Linked DNA regions of Homo sapiens: regions 1 and 2 are each linked to region 3. Evidence: chromatin loops called from intact Hi-C (ENCODE). Cell type or tissue: CD14-positive monocyte. All regions are shown on one strand.

The links. Hi-C counts contacts between places; a loop is a spot of excess contacts. Peaks named below come from ENCODE experiments on the same cell type or tissue, not always from the same donor. Only the 100,000 strongest peaks of a DNase experiment are listed, where the experiment ranks them.
Region 1: it touches region 3 in a loop (6-fold over the local background); 67 of 110 quality-filtered maps call a loop at or near these places.
Region 2: it touches region 3 in a loop (4-fold over the local background); 10 of 110 quality-filtered maps call a loop at or near these places.

Annotation. Positions count from the first base shown.
Region 1 is chr2:112,748,463-112,750,962 of GRCh38, forward strand. The region is part of intron 5 of CKAP2L (cytoskeleton associated protein 2 like); the gene reads right to left. Among named protein-coding and RNA genes, the nearest start is that of CKAP2L, 15 kb to the right of the region's middle. RefSeq lists an enhancer at 1,543-1,592. In CD14-positive monocyte, CTCF peaks have their summits at 1,373 (motif pointing right) and 1,578; a DNase peak (open chromatin) is centred at 1,409; H3K27ac peaks cover 833 bases.
Region 2 is chr2:112,829,088-112,831,587 of GRCh38, forward strand. It overlaps IL1B (interleukin 1 beta), which reads right to left. Exons shown (of 7, transcript NM_000576.3): 6 at 2,205-2,335; 7 at 664-1,486. The coding sequence ends at 1,274. Among named protein-coding and RNA genes, the nearest start is that of IL1B, 6.4 kb to the right of the region's middle. In CD14-positive monocyte, no CTCF peak of the experiment used is centred here; DNase peaks (open chromatin) are centred at 234, 1,134 and 1,594; H3K4me3 peaks cover 287 bases; H3K27ac peaks cover 228 bases.
Region 3 is chr2:112,883,694-112,886,193 of GRCh38, forward strand. No RefSeq gene overlaps it. Among named protein-coding and RNA genes, the nearest start is that of IL37, 26 kb to the right of the region's middle. In CD14-positive monocyte, CTCF peaks have their summits at 1,412 (motif pointing left) and 1,612; DNase peaks (open chromatin) are centred at 1,398 and 2,038.

The sequences.
Region 1 (2,500 bases), 140 kb before region 3:
TAACAAGTTTCACAAGAATACAGACTCAAAAGGTTTGCCATTCAAAAATCATAAAGTCACTAGTGAGTAAACTTTAGAATTCACATGAAAGACTTGAAATAAAAGTAACTGCAGGCCAGGTGCAGTGGGTGGTTCACACCTGTAATCCCAGCACTTTGGGAAGCTGAGGCAGAGGACTGCTTGAGGCTAGGAGTTTGAGACCAGCCTGGGCAACACAGTGAGACCCTGTGTCTACAAAAAAATGTAAACTATAATGGGTGTAGTGGTGTGTACCTGTAGTCCTAGCTACTCAGGAGGCTGAGGTGGAGGATCACTTGGGTCCACCCAGGAGGTTTAAAGTTGCAGTGAGCTATGATGGCATCACTGCACTCCAATCTAGGCAAAAGAGTGAAACCCTGTCTCTTAAAAAAAAAAAAAAAATGAAAAAAGGAACTGCAAGAAGAATATGATATATATTCTGCAAATCATGTTTGAGCTTACATCTATCACTTTATTTTCATTTCAGTGTATTATTTTATGAAATAAAACTAGATTAAACACAGAAATGAGGAAAAAATAATTCATGTAAGCTGAATTACAAAATAAAATAGCAGGCATAAGTTTAAACATACAAGTAATCATAATAAATGTGTACGAACTAAATTTGCTTTTTAAAAGCAGAGAGTTTCAAATTTGTTTAAAACATTTAACTGTGTGCATTTATATGAGACATACCTAAAATAAGTCAGCCCATGAAGGCTTAAAGTAAAGGGATGGAAAAAGAGCTACCAGAGCTACCAGACATATTCTAACAACAAAAAGCAGGTGTGGCAAGATTAATCAGACAAAAGAAATCAAAGCAAGTCATGAATCTTTCTGTACCTAACAACATAACTTTAAAAAATAGAAAGTAAAAATTGACAGACATATGAAGAGAAATTGTCAATGATTAATCACAGTGCCAGTGACAGACTTTGGCATATTTCTTTCAGAAAGCAATAGATCAAATAAACAAATAGGATATACATTATTTTCAAACACTTTTGGAACATTTACCAAGAATGATCAGATATTAAGGCCACAAAGAAAATTTCAACAAAATCCATCAAGTAGAGTACACATAGGCCACATTCACCAACTACAATGCAATATAATTAGAAATTAACAGCAGAAAAAAAAAATCTACACATCTGGAAATTAAAAGATACTTTTCTAAGATATTTTTTGGGTTAAAGAACTCAAAATGGGAATCTCAAGCTATTTAGAAATGAACAATGACAAGATATGTCAGTTATGAAGCTTTTGTCTATTGGCCCCAAACCCCATCCTCTGCTTTGTGATGCTGGGGATAAAACTCTGTAAAACTTTCTGCTGGGCAGCAGCTCCCTGCTCAGCTCTGCCAGCAGGGGGCACGAGAGGGAGGCTGCAGGGATGGAGAAGGAAGACACTTGCTTCTTCCTATTTGCTTTCATCACCCCAGCAACGGTCCCTCACCCTGGCAGTAACAGTTGGTTCTAGCATCTTTTTTTCCCCCTCAGAGCCCACCTCCCTGTGCAGCTTCAGAGCAGAAGCACCAAATGGATAGCATCTTTTCCTCAAAATCTGAGCCCCAGCCCTGCAGGGCCTCTCCTCCATCATCTGCTGGGTAGTATGCCTTCCTTACAGTTGGAGTCCCATTTCTACCAGGGTTTGTCTCTCCTGCTTCTTGGTTCTGATACCCTAACCTCTCTTTGTTCTCCTAGACCCAGTGGGTACAAGCTGCTTCCTACAGTTATCACATTACCTCAGGTTCCTGTGTGCTGTCAGCCCTGTGTGTAGCACCCACACTCCTTCTGATCCCTTCAGCATCTTGTGCACACAGGCTTACCGCGTGCTTTCACAGCCAGCATCTGTGCTCCCTCGTATGTGCCCAGAGAGTGAGAAGTGCCTGACAATTCTTGTCCGCCCGAGGCAGCCATGAATAAATGACCATGGAAGCTTTAACAATGTAGCTCCCTTGCCTCTGATCAGGATGACTCTGAGAGATGTGACCTACACTGTCTCCAGAGCTCCCCTGTGGGGCTGTGCCAGAGTCACCGTCCATGGATTCGCTTTTCTGATCCTACAACTTCACTCCCCTCCCAGTTTTCCCTGGAGTGTCTTCCTAATAAACTACTTTCACATGGATTCTCCTCTTAGGCTCCACCTCTAGAGAACCCACATAAGATACTGTGTAACCAATTACATTCTTTCTGTGGTTTGTTTTTCAGACTTGATCCTGACTGATAAAGAGTATTACTTAGTCAAATCTGAGGGATATGACCAAAGTAAAATTCAGAGGCAAATCTGCTATAGCACTGAACATATTTATAAAAAAAAAAAAAAGAAAGACTCACTTTTAAATGATCTAAGGTTTCAATTAAAAAGCTAGGAAAAGAGCAATAAATATAAAAATAGATGCAGACATTGATGCAAGAGAAAAAATAATCAATAAAACCTGAGGTCTTTTAAAAAGATTAATGAGAAAAAATCTTTGGCAATA
Region 2 (2,500 bases), 55 kb before region 3:
GCCTGGCTGATTGTTTTATTTATTTATTTATTTTTTGTAGAGATGGGAGTCTCACTATGTTGCCCAGGCTGGTCTTGAACTCCTGGGCTCAAGCGATCTTTCTGCCCCTGCCACCCAAAGTGCTGGGATTACAGGCGTAAGCCACCATGCCCAGCCCATGTGTGGAAATCTTCTGTTTATCCCTTTAGGCTTGATTCTTATGTCGTTCTCCTCCCTCCTTCCTGGCTACTCCTCTTGTTCTTTATCTTACTCTACTTGTCATGTTACCTTGTTTCTGCTTATAACTAGCTGCCTCTCCTATCTGAGGAGGGACTTGTGACTGTTCTCATCTCTGTACTCCCAGCTCCTAGTACATAGCGCTTGCTCAACAGATGTTTGGTGCATTGATAGATAAATCACTGGTAGCTGTTACTACCAGTCCTGACTCCCTGCAGTGCTTCAGCTGATCCTGTTCCAAATGTGCACTGAATATCCTTCTGTTGAACAACAGAAATAAAGGGGATGGGTGAGGAGGATAGTCTTCGGTGGCCAAGGATATTTCTAGGTACTTTGCAGCACTCAGCAATGAGGAGTGGGCTTTAGTCCCCCAAGAACTCTCACAGCCCTGTTTGTCTTTACTGTTCAGTGTCAAATCCAAGACAAGTCAATGATCAGGAAAGACCCTTTTTTTTTCTTCAGTGAAGTTTATTTCAGAACCATTGAACAGTATGATATTTGCTCATTTATAAATATTCCCATTTAAATAATCTGAGCTTATATATTTTCAGTCTTAATTAAAGGACTTGATTTAAAGAGAGCACACCAGTCCAAATTGAATTGATTCCATAGCTATTAAAAACTAGGCTCTTTTACAGACACTGCTACTTCTTGCCCCCTTTGAATAAATTAGACCAATGAATAAAACAAACAAACAAATAAATAAATAAATAGGGAAGCGGTTGCTCATCAGAATGTGGGAGCGAATGACAGAGGGTTTCTTAGAACCAAATGTGGCCGTGGTTTCTGTCAGGCGGGCTTTAAGTGAGTAGGAGAGGTGAGAGAGGCCTGGCTCAACAAAAGGGCTGGGGATTGGCCCTGAAAGGAGAGAGCTGACTGTCCTGGCTGATGGACAGGAGATCCTCTTAGCACTACCCTAAGGCAGGCAGTTGGGCATTGGTGTAGACAACAGGAAAGTCCAGGCTATAGCCGTACTCAAAAACCTTTCTGTTCCCTTTCTGCCAGCCCTAGGGATTGAGTCCACATTCAGCACAGGACTCTCTGGGTACAGCTCTCTTTAGGAAGACACAAATTGCATGGTGAAGTCAGTTATATCCTGGCCGCCTTTGGTCCCTCCCAGGAAGACGGGCATGTTTTCTGCTTGAGAGGTGCTGATGTACCAGTTGGGGAACTGGGCAGACTCAAATTCCAGCTTGTTATTGATTTCTATCTTGTTGAAGACAAATCGCTTTTCCATCTTCTTCTTTGGGTAATTTTTGGGATCTACACTCTGCAGCGAAAGAGAAAGAAGAATTTTTGTGGGGCAAGGGACAAAGATGCTATGGGAAAGATGTTCTTTGGGTTGGCCAGAAAGGAAACTGACGAGCAGGTCACATGATCAGGAGCCAGACTCCTGAGTTGTAACTGGGCCCCCAACTTTCCGTGTGATTATTAAAAGAGCCCTTCTTCTTTTCTAAAACTTAGTGCCAAATGCTGAGGAGCATAATGTAGGTGAGAATTTTTTTTTTTTGGGGGGGTGAAAATTAAGCTAGAGCTTCTTGAAGTACCTAGTTTCCAGGGGCTTTTTATTGTATTTTTCCTTATGGTCCTAGAATGACATCAACTTGGAAATGAAGCTTTTGCTGAGAAAGCTGGAGGTGATAGTGGTGGTAATTTTGGGAGTGGAGTGGACATGATAATGGGACCCTTTAAGTCATCTATTTCCCAAGGTGTCTATCAAATGAGAGCAGCCCTAACAATATATAATCTGTTGGGGTTGTAACTATGGTAGGACATAATAACATCGGCAAAATGATTTAATTTTCTGCAGCAGGATTGAAGGTTGCACGCAGTTAAAAATTATGTTAAATTTATTTACATTAATGCAAAATTGTCAAATAGACCTGTTCCCAGCTTTTCCTAGGGATGGGGGCGGGGAGAAGGTGGTTGTCTGGGAATAAGTGGTAGCAGGAGGCTGAGAAGGGCTTCATTCCATAGCATTCACTTACCTCCAGCTGTAGAGTGGGCTTATCATCTTTCAACACGCAGGACAGGTACAGATTCTTTTCCTTGAGGCCCAAGGCCACAGGTATTTTGTCATTACTTTCTTCTCCTTGTACAAAGGACATGGAGAACACCACTGAAGAAAGAAGGGGGTCTTGTGGTTAGGGACACAGCAGTGCAGGGTCACCCCAACCCCTAGGCCCCATGAGTAGGATACATGTAATTTGGTAGCCTCTGTGGGAACCCACAGTGAGGTTCCTTGGCCTAAGACACAGGATAACTTGACTTCTCACAGACAATA
Region 3 (2,500 bases):
AGCTGGACAGTTTTTAAATGTGAAAACCAATTTTATTCAGGACTATGGCGAGAGGTGAAGTAAGACCTCAGTATAGAACTGGGCTCAATTCCAAATGCAGCATGGGCAAATGGGAATGTATAGCCTAGGAGCAGGGTGGGAACCTGTGGATGAAGAATTACTAAAAGGGCATATCAGGGGTGAGGGGGCGTCCTGGCTACACCCACTAACTACTGTTGCTGAAGAAAGGCCTGGTGACATCACTGGGGAATGGTGGGGGATGAAGAATCCAATCAGATGGATATTGAGGATAAGGGGATCTTGATAAACTGGCTTAGGAGGGTTTTTGCTAAAACTGGTTTTCATAGGTAAGTCCACAGATAGGTCTTGGAGAAAGTTCAGGGACCTACGGTTTGTTCGGGCAGATGCTTTGTCATCTGTCACACTGGCACTGTCACCTGGCTTTCCTTTAGTCCCTCCCCCCCTTTTTTTTTTCTGGAGTAGTTTTGGGAGACCAGAGGAGCAGGGAGTTAGGGAGAGTAGTCAGAAAAGGCCAGAGAAAATAAGGAGGTGTCTGTAGGGAAAATCCTTAAATCCTCTAATTAAATTAATTTAATTTATTTATCTGGGACAAGGTCTCACTCTGTTGCCCAGGCTGAAGTGCAGTGGTGTGATCTCGGCTCACTGCAGCCTCGACCTCAGGGCTCAAGCAGTCTTGCCACCTCAGCCTCCTGAGTAGCTGGGGCTCACAGGTGTGCACTACCATGCCCGGCTAATTTTTGGGTTTTTTTTTTTTTTTTTTTTTTTTTTTGTAGAGATGAGGTTTCGCCATGTTGCCCAGGCTTGGTCTCGAACTCCTAAGTGATCCATCCACGTCGACCTCCCAAAGTGCTGAGATTACAGGCATGAGCCACTGTGCCCGGCCTAAATTCTCCAATTTTTAAATGCTTCCCTGTTCCCTGTTCCAGATTTGGGATATTGACTGCTGTTAAATCAGCGATTTCTCCCTGTGGAGAGGTAGCCAATAGGAAGCAACAAGAGTGAGGAGTCCTTATATCGAAATAGAGGGTAAGAGAAGAGACAGATGTTATCTTGGCAGTGATTTAAGAACAGCGAGTCTGTAAGCAAAGCAAAGCAAGGCTCCCAGGTGCTGAGAAACAATGGCTTTCTGGGGAAGCGTCTGTGTTCAGAACCTTAAGTTGGAAACATCTCTGAAGATGTTTGCCATGAAGGTTTTCTTCTGAAGTTGAGTCTTTCATCACTAGGTAGGCGTGTTTTGGAGGCTCTATCAAACAGATCCTGTGTTTATTAGGAAGCTGTGGTTCATAAAGCCCCATGCTAATTTTGCAGGTAGCAGGGTGGCCCTGGCCTGACCCGGGGACAGAGTGGCTGTCCTCCCTCCAGGCAGGAAACTCTCTCCTGCCACCTAGTGGCTGCATACCCACATTTCAAGGGAGCTTCTGGGTGGTGAGTTTACCAGACTATGGTCTGAGGTAGAGTTAAGCAAAACAAAACTAAACTGCATAAAGAAACAGAAAGAAAATCAGGTGTTATAAAAACAATTTGGCATTTGTTTGTGTTTCAGCTCCGTGTCGATTTATTGCTTCCACAAATAGTGCCGATATGCACCAGGCACTGTTGTAAAACTGAAAATATGTTTTTGGATGTGCCCAGTCTGTGAGTATTAAACGATGGTTGATTTGAAATTTGCTATGATTCATATTTCTGGGGGTAAGATGCAGGATTTCTTTGGGGGGCCTAGGATGTGGCATTCCAGAATTCTCAAAGAATCAACCCTGGTGGGACCAGGAAGAGCTGAGCTGAGGCCTCTCTGCTCATGTGTACTTACTGGAGATCATGGAGACAGGTGAGCCTGAGTGCACGTCTCACCAAAGCCACAGCAGAGGGGGAGGAGGCGGAAAGAGAGCTCTCTCCATTTCTGAGAAGTTAATGGTAACAATGGCATACATACCTACTTTACAGTTGAAATTGGAAACCACAGCATTAAGTGTTTCCAATGAAATTTGGCAATTTGGGAGTTTTCTGAGCTGCATTGGATGTGGTTTTGCATGCTGTTAGGATGAGCAAGAGATGATGGAGAACATCTTCCTTTTGAGCTTCCTCTTGGACGTGGGTCACTCCCACTCATGGAATTAGAAAGCTTAGACCTAGACTTGAATCTCACCTTCTCAAGGTGCTCCCGGGCAAATCACTTAAGATCCATCTTCTTCTCCTCCTGCTCCTTCTCCTCCTTCTGAGTTTTTTTTTTTCTTTCCAAAATTCAAATGACACGGTACTGGTAGAAGAAAAGGTCCAAGTCTGCTTTTACAGCTCCCCTCATCCCCAAATGTACTCCGACCCCAAGATGACCATGTTATTATTTGATTGGCATCCTTCTAGTTTCAACTCATTTCTTTGCATGTATATGCACGTACATATACACTATTTTATTTTGCCAGGGGTCACGGTTAGCTGCATTAATTTCTTTTAAAATAATCTTTATTTAGTTATAGTTTACATT